Linked DNA regions of Homo sapiens: region 2 is linked to region 1. Evidence: read pairs that join two places in POLR2A ChIA-PET (ENCODE). Cell type or tissue: B cell. All regions are shown on one strand. Region 1 overlaps XXYLT1 (xyloside xylosyltransferase 1). Region 2 has its middle 20 kb from the start of ATP13A3-DT.

Region 1 (4,000 bases):
CTGCCCACTGTGTTCAGGGCACTGGGGCACGACAGCAGTCCTGCCCTTGGGGAGCTCACCTTCCGGTTGGTGGAGGGACCCCAAGTGAGTGGGTGTCACACAGGGAGCAAGAGGCGAGAGGTCAGCAGAGCAGCGTCCTGTCCTGTCCTGACTTCAGCGGGGTGTGGGGGTTGTTTGCACGGAGAATGCACCAGGTGCTGTCAGTTCTGTCAGGGCACAGAGAGGAAGCTTTGAGGAGGATGAGGAGAGGTTAGCCTTGAAGGCTTGGGGTGAAGGCTGGGGGAGGGGCCGAGCAGGCATTCTGGGCCAGGGTGTGCGGGCGGCCGGGGCCTCAGCCTGGACTGCAGCTGCTGCTGCCCAGATGGTGTCAGATCCCTGTGTGTCCCTCTGGTGTGTTTGCCAAGCCGCCTCTGGGGCTGACTCTGCTGAGCGTCTTCTCTTTGTCCCGAACTTTGTGCACTGTCCCTGGCTGGAGAAGACTCATTTCTGTACTCAAGTCCTGTGTGTAGTTGCTGATGGCCAGGTCCTGCTGGTCAGCCGCCTTGGACGGAGTCTCGGGCCTGCTTTTCCGTTTTCTGTCCCCTTACTCTGGCTTCTGGATAGCCTTTGGAATATTCCGGGCGATAGCTGGGCCTCCAGAGAGAGTGGGCTGCAGGGTGTGGGCCCGGCCTCCCCTTGCCTGGCGGGTTTTCCTGGTCAGCGTTCCTGCTGCTCCCCGGTCATCCCTCCTGTGCTGCAGCCTTTTTCTCTGGTTCAGACCCACACTCTGCCGTCCCACTGCCTGGGCTTGCTGAGCTCTCCGTTCTGGCTTGAAGGCCTCGCCCGAGCCCTGTCACCGGCTCTGCCTGTCAGGAGGGCCCAAGTGTGCGGCTTCGGTGGGGCTGCCTGACACTGACCTCTGGGGTTGTAAAGGTCCCAGAGGGTCCTAAGTCGGGCCTGATGTGGCTGAGATGGCAAGAGCCGGAACGTTTCTGTAAAATCTGAAAGCCCTTGATGGGGCCGAGGGGGTGAGGAGGATTCCCACCCTGTGTGGACAGGAGCACGCAGCAGCGGAGTGACTCCACCACGTGAGTGGGGTCCAGCGGGTGTGGCACTCGATGACAAGACAGTTTGAGAGCGGCTTGTCTCCGGGGACCTGGCGTAGGTCTCCTCTGCCTTAACCCTTGGCTTTTGCACTTCCTCTGTCTGTCCTCCATACAGGCTTCTTGCCCTAGTGAGGACTGGCTTCTTAACAGGGTGAGCCGGTTCCTGTCCTAACCCCACTGGCATCTTACACTCTGGGAGATAGCTTCCCCCTGAGAGGCGAGTGAGCCACGTAAGGGGAGGTGGGCGATGGCTTCCCTTCTGTCTTGGGTTGGGGGAGTCAGGTACAGTATTTTTTCTTTTAAAGCATCATTGATCACATAATAAGGTTTGTCATAGTCCTTAATCACAGACCTGTGAAATTTGGAGAATTCACGGCACCTAGGATGGGAGTGAGCTTCTGATTGTGAGCTGATTTGGGAGCTAACCTCAAGGAAACTCCTCTTGCAAGCCCCCTGCTGGGTGTCGTGGCCCTCGCCCAGTGACCTCCCGGGGACTCTGGACGCTCTTTGTCTGCCCTTCCTTTTCCCTCACCTCGCTCCCCCGTGAGAAAGTGGGACTCATGCAGCTCAGCTCAGTGACAGAGGGTTTATTAGGGGTAGCTCTGGGACCCATCTTTTGGTGATTTCTTCTCTCTCTTTCTCTAATGGAATAATTGTTTCTGTCTACACTTCTTTATTTTCTCCTCTCTACAGCTGCCTTCTAAAAATGTGCTTTTCTGTTCCTGCAGAACTGAAGCTTGCATGGCCTTTGTTGTGACTTTCCCGTCACGAGCGTTGTCTCTTGGTATTTTCCCATAGGCCAGCCTGCAGGTCATACGTTGTTCATTTTTTTTGTTGTGGTTGGTCCAGTCAGCCAGGACCAGAGCAGGTGGGACCATGTGGTGCCACACGCAGCCAGCTGGGCCTCTTCGGCAGGCGTGTGGGCAGTGGGCAGGTGGGCTGACTGCCACTCTCAGATATAGAGCTGACACCGAGACTGGATGCTGTGCTGTGCTAGGCACAGGAGGGGAGGGGAACAGATGTGAGTCAGATGTGCGGTTTGCCCTCACAACTTCACTTTCTAGTTGGGGAATTGGACATTTACATAAATGTACAAACACCTGTCATACAAAAAAGAAAGGAATAGGTGTCATCCAAATACCACCTCTGTTGGGGTATGTGGTGGGCAGCCTCTAACACGGCCCCCGGTCATCCCTGCCTCCTAGGAGTCGTGCCCTGGTGGGTCCCTGTCCCTTGATGTAGGCTGGACTTATTGACATGCTTCTAGTGAATAGAATCTGGCAAAAGTGATGGCCTGTCACTCTGGGACTGTGTTATAAAAGCCTGCTGCTTCTGTCTTGGGCACTTTCTGTCTCTCTCTCTGAGCCTTGCCTGGAGGAATTCAGCTGCCATGATATGAGCTGCCCTGTGGAGAGGCCTGCATGGTGAGGAACTGATGTCTCTGGCCAGCAGCCAGGGAGGATCTGAGGCCCACCAGCAGCCACACGAGTGAGAGGGGAATTGAGTCTTTACATAGTTGAGCCCTAGCCAACCTTGATTGCAGCCCGTGGGCCAGAGGCTAAGCTTGCCTGAATTGTCTCAGATAAATAACATATTTATCTTACAGCTTATTTATTTATCTGTAAGATAAATAAATATTTGTTGTTTGCAGCTGCTAAGTTTTGGGTTAACTTGTTATGCAGCAGTAGGTAACTGATACAAGGGGATCTCAGCACAGAGAGAGCTGTGAAGTGCCAAGGAGGCGGCACCTTTGGCTAAGGAATTTGGGGAAGGCTTTGAGGAGGATGTGGTATTTGAGCAAGGCTATCTTTTTTCCATAGAGTGTACACCTCTTGTACAAGGTAGAACATCTTGCACATAACAGAAGGCCTGTCTGTCGGTCCCACTTTCCAAGGTGAGTAGAATAAAGTCACTGTTTTCCTGTTGCCTGAGAACCTCCAAACCCTCTGTTGAAGAAGGGCAGGGCTGGCTGTTTCCTGGAGCCCTCCTGCCCAGCCAGACGTGTGGCATCTCTGATGTAGCTGAGTCTCCCGGGCCTGGTGGCCTCCATCTGCAGTGCCACCAACTGTGTGTGGGGCTGCTTTGCACACCATATGCTGATTAGGGAGCAACAACATGGGACCTGCAGGCCCGATGCCCCAGGCGCTCCTCAGACCCGCGAGCCATCCCACAGTCTGCCCGGGGCAGCTCCTCACCTGCCCTCGTGGCTCTTCCAGGCTGGCTCAGCCTGTGGTAGAAGGGTCTGAAGACCCAGGTTAAAGCCTTGTTTCTCTCTCTTACTGATGGCGAGGCACTGAACATCCTCCGTGGGCCTTTTTTTTTCCCCCTCCACCTTTTATTATGGAAAATTTCAAATATCCACAGAAGGAGAGAGGAGAGCATAATGAATGCCTGTGTACTCATCACCGGCTTCAGTAGTTACCAACTCATGGCCTGCCCCTTTTCATCTCGACTCCCACCCATCGCCTTCTCCCCCAGAAGCAAATACCAGATCTTATTTTATTTTTAAATATTTTGATAAGTCTCTCTAACAGAAAAGTACTTTTTTTTTTTGAGACGGAGTCTTGCTCTGTCACCCAGGCTGGAGTGCAATGGCCAAATCTTTCACTGCAACCTCTGCCTTCCAGGTTCAAGTGACTCTCCTGCCTCAGCCTCCTGAGTAGCTGGGATTACAGGCACGTGCCACCACGCCCGGCTAATTTTTGTATTTTTAGTAGAGATGGGGTTTCACCATGTTGCTTAGGCTGGTCCTGAACTCCTGACCTCAAGTGATCCTCCCACCGCGACCTCCCAAAGTGCTGGGATTGCAGGTGTGAGCCACCGCAACTGGCTGGAAAGTACTATTTGTATTAAATGCGCTATTTTTATTACATTTAGCAAAACTAACAATAAATAATCACCTTATTGCCATCTAG
Region 2 (4,000 bases), 700 kb after region 1:
GTGGGTTCACCGTAGCTTCACTCCCACACTCAGAACAAGGTGACACCCACTGGGCCTGCAGCAAAGGTGGGAATCTTAGGAAAACACAGCTGCAGAGGCTTCAGCTGGTGTGTCAATGTTCCTCTGCATCACGTGCTTGTTGTTTTCTGACTTGCTTGGCTCGGAAAGCTTACCTTTGGGGGTTATAAACTTAATCCCAACAGACCTGAATTGATACCTCTTAATTATGTCAGTGATGTAGTAAATCAACACCCTATTAGAAAGTCATTCAACTTCAACTATTAAATATTCAGAAACTTTTTACAAGAGAATTGCAACATGTAAGCCCTCTGGCAGGAAGAGATGTTACTAATCTGTTTTGTGTAGAGAGAAGTGCTGGCTGACACTTTGCAAAACGGAGCTGAGCTGTCAGTTATATGCTCCTTCATATATTTTATCAAACCAAGAGTTTAAGTCCTGCCCTATAAATAACTGTAAAGCATCTAGTGTAACCACTACCCCAACCTTTCCTGCCTAATTCTTTTGCCTCTTCGTGGCTCCTTTTATCGGGACTTAAATTGGAATTATGTCCTAATTTTCAGAGAGAGAATATTCATTCATTCATTCAGCAAGTTTTCAGTATTGTGGCTGGGCGTGGTGTAATCCCAGCACTTTGGGAGGCCAAAGCAGGCTGATCACTTAAGGCCAGGAGTTCAAGGCCAGCCCTGCCAACATGGTGAAACCCCATCTCTAGTAAAAATACAAAAAAATTAGCTGGGTGCGGTGGCGCACGCCTGTGGTCTCAGCTACTCAGGAGGCTGAGGCAGGAGAATCGCTTGAACCTGGGAGGCAGAGGTTGCTTTGAGCCCAGATCGTGCCACTGCACCCCAGCCTAGGTGACAGAGTGAGACTCTGCCTCAAAAAAAAAAAAAAAAAAGAAAAGAGTTTTCGGTATTGAGTACCTTCTCTGTGCCAGGCATTGCTCTAGGCTCTTGGGATATATCAGCAAATAAAACAAAGATCTCTGCCCTGGTGGAGCTTATACTCAAATGGAAAAAACTGACAAATTGTATAGGGTATTAGAAGGTGACACGTGCTATGGGAAAAATAAGCAGCGGAACTGAGTATTGCTGGTGGGGTGGGGGGCGGGGGTGGAGGGAGTTACAGTGTTGAACAGGGCGGTCAGGGTAAATCACATGGAGTAGGTGAGACGTGGGCAGCTTGACGAAGATGGGGCAGTAACCAACCGAGTACTGGGAGGAAGAGCAGCGAGGAGAGGGAGCAGCCAGGACGCAGGCCCTAAGGGGGCACATGCTTGCTGTGTGGGAGCCCTAAGCAGACCACGTGGTGGGCGAGGAGTGAACCTGGGCAGGACAGGAGGAGGGGATGTCAGGAGAAGGAGGTAGGGAGGGAAGCAGATCGTAGTGCTTTGTAGCCTGCAGAAGGATGTTCACTGGTTTTTTTGGGTTCATGTAGGAACTCAAGCGACTGGACCAACAGAACCGGTTCTTTGCAGAAGCAGAGGGGAGACCTGGACTTTGCTTTTCCTGCGGCCATTAAGTTAACTGCCTGACCTTTGACAAAGTCTTGAGAGCTTCGCTTCGGTGCTGAAAACTAGGTTATTCCTAAGGCTCCTTTCAATTTTGAGATCCTATGACTTTAGGGAGTCGCCTCCAACACGTGATTTGAACAGTAGAGAAATATCTTGCAGTCCACATCTCATATGCATCTGCAGCCACCAGACCTAAAATCTCCAGGCAAGCCTCAAGGCTTCGATGCTTCTGGAATCACGAGTCCCCTTTGAAAAGGATTTGCGAAGAACTACAGGACTTCTCTCGAGAGAAATGGAGAGCTACAGGTGCACACAGCAGTTGCTGACATTGTAGGGAGTCCACAGCATCCTTAAAGCACAACCATGGGGCCCCATCTCCCTGCAAGGTGAACCATGAACTACTCATTCAGAATCCCTGCATTAAGGAGGCTTGATCATTTCCCCCAACTTTCCTTTTTTTTTTTTTTTTTTTTTGAGACGGAGTCTTGCTGTCTCAAAAGGAGACAGAGCTGGAGTACAATGCCACAATCTCGGCTCACTGCAACTTCCATTTCCCAGGTTCAAGCAATTCTCTTGCCTCAGCCTCCTGAGTAGGTGGGAGTACAGGTACCTGCCACCACGCCCGGCTAATTTTTGTATTTTTAGTAGAGACAGGGGTTTCACTATGTTGGTCAGGCTGGTCTCAAACTCCTGACCTCAGGTGATCCGCTTGCCTTGGCCTCCCAAAGTGCCGGGATTACAGGTGTGAACCAGCATGCCTGGCTCCCCACAACTTTCTATTATGGAAATGTTTCATACATTCAGAGAAACGGAAGACCAGTACAGCACACTCCTGTACATCTTTCATTTAAATTTTTAAAAATGTTAATATTTTCTCTATATATAATACTTTACCAATATCATCGTTTTGTTGTTGTTGACCCTTTGAAAGTTACAGCAATCATGACACTTTATCCCAAAATATTTTCAGCATGTATCTTTTAAGAATAAGAACAGTTTCCTGTTATACCAGAAAATTAACACTAGTTGACCTAAATATCAAATAGAGAGGCACTCTAAAAAAATAATATTCATCTGGGTATGTATCATTGCAATGGGAATATGCATGCCATAGTGAACTATGTAAAGGTTAAAGAAGACGAAGGTTTTTAAAGGAAAACTGAGGATTATATAATTGTTTTGAGATAATTATCCTTGCCAACAAAGATCAGTAACAAGGGTGACGCCAGTTTGAGGTTGAACAGCCAGTTGTTTTGGCAGATGTCCTCGCAGAAGTATTTTTTTGTGTAAGGCTCCGATGACCTGTGTGCAAGGTTGCAATTTTTGCAGACTTTTGTGATAGTTTTTGTTTTCAGGCACTTATGCACGAGAACTCTCCCTTCATAGCCTTCTCTGGCTCCATTTGTCAGTTTTTTGTTTTGTTTTTAAACACAAGTGACTCCATTTTGATTCTTACAACTCTAACAAACTGACCTCTACACTCATATCCAGCCACATTCAAATTCCCTTCATTCTAAGAATTCCTTCAACATAATTCCTTTTACACATTACCAGGATCCAATCAAGGTTCACATATTACATTTGATTCTGAGGTTTTGCTAGTCTATTTTTTTCTGAAACCATCTCTCCATGGTTTTGTTTTTGATTGTTTATTTTCTTGATAATGATTCTTCAGAAAAGTTCAGACCATTTGTCTTTTTTTTCAATCCTGCTCCTTCAGTAAAGACCATGTCTTATAGAATGTCCTGCTTCTGGATGTGACTGCTAGTGTCCTCTAACTTCTTCCTCTATCGCCTGTATTCCTTGCAAAGGAGAAACTAGATCTAAAAGTAATTTGCGAGCTTTAATTAAAGTACAACATAATCTGGGAAGTAGTAATCCATTTTCTAGATGTTGACTGGATTAAATGCCAATTTAGGCTGTTGGCTCTTTAGAAGACTGTCTTTGGCTTTCTAGGACTCCATCCCCAGGGAGGATCACCTAGGGAGGGATTTGTGGTTATATAGAGACAGGGAGAGAAACAGACCCATTTTCCCTCGCTGTGAAAGGATCAACACTGAATTTGGAATTTAGTCTGGAAGTTGACTATTTTTATTCTCTGGACTTCAATTTCCTCATCTAAAAAATGAAATAACAACAGTTTTATTTTTGATGGATTATTGGGCTCAAATGAGATAACAGATTAGAATTTTTTTTTTAAGCTCTCCATTTCTCTCGAGAGTTCTGTAGTTCTTGGCAAATCTTTTTGTTTGTTTGTTTTTGTTTGTTTTTTTGAGACAGGGTCTGTCACTCTGTCGCCCAGGCTGGAGTGCAGCGTCACAGTCACATCTCACTGCAGCTTCAACCTCCTGGGCTCAGGTGATCCTCCTGCCCCAGCCCCCCGAGTAGCTGGGACTACAGGTGTGCGCCACCATGCCTGGCTAATTTTTGTGTTTTTTTGTAGAGACAAGGGTTTGCCATGTTACACAT

What was found. ChIA-PET counts read pairs that join two places held together with the same protein. Peaks named below come from ENCODE experiments on the same cell type or tissue, not always from the same donor. Only the 100,000 strongest peaks of a DNase experiment are listed, where the experiment ranks them.
Region 2: POLR2A ChIA-PET joins it to region 1 with 11 read pairs; 2 of 35 experiments call an interaction of 5 or more read pairs at or near these places.

What each region holds. Positions count from the first base shown.
Region 1 is chr3:195,206,404-195,210,403 of GRCh38, reverse strand. All of the region lies in intron 2 of XXYLT1 (xyloside xylosyltransferase 1), which reads left to right. Among named protein-coding and RNA genes, the nearest start is that of XXYLT1-AS2, 61 kb to the right of the region's middle. RefSeq lists enhancers at 2,653-3,178, 3,179-3,706. In B cell, no CTCF peak of the experiment used is centred here; a DNase peak (open chromatin) is centred at 1,950.
Region 2 is chr3:194,505,046-194,509,045 of GRCh38, reverse strand. No RefSeq gene overlaps it. Among named protein-coding and RNA genes, the nearest start is that of ATP13A3-DT, 20 kb to the right of the region's middle. In B cell, no CTCF peak of the experiment used is centred here; no DNase peak of the experiment used is centred here.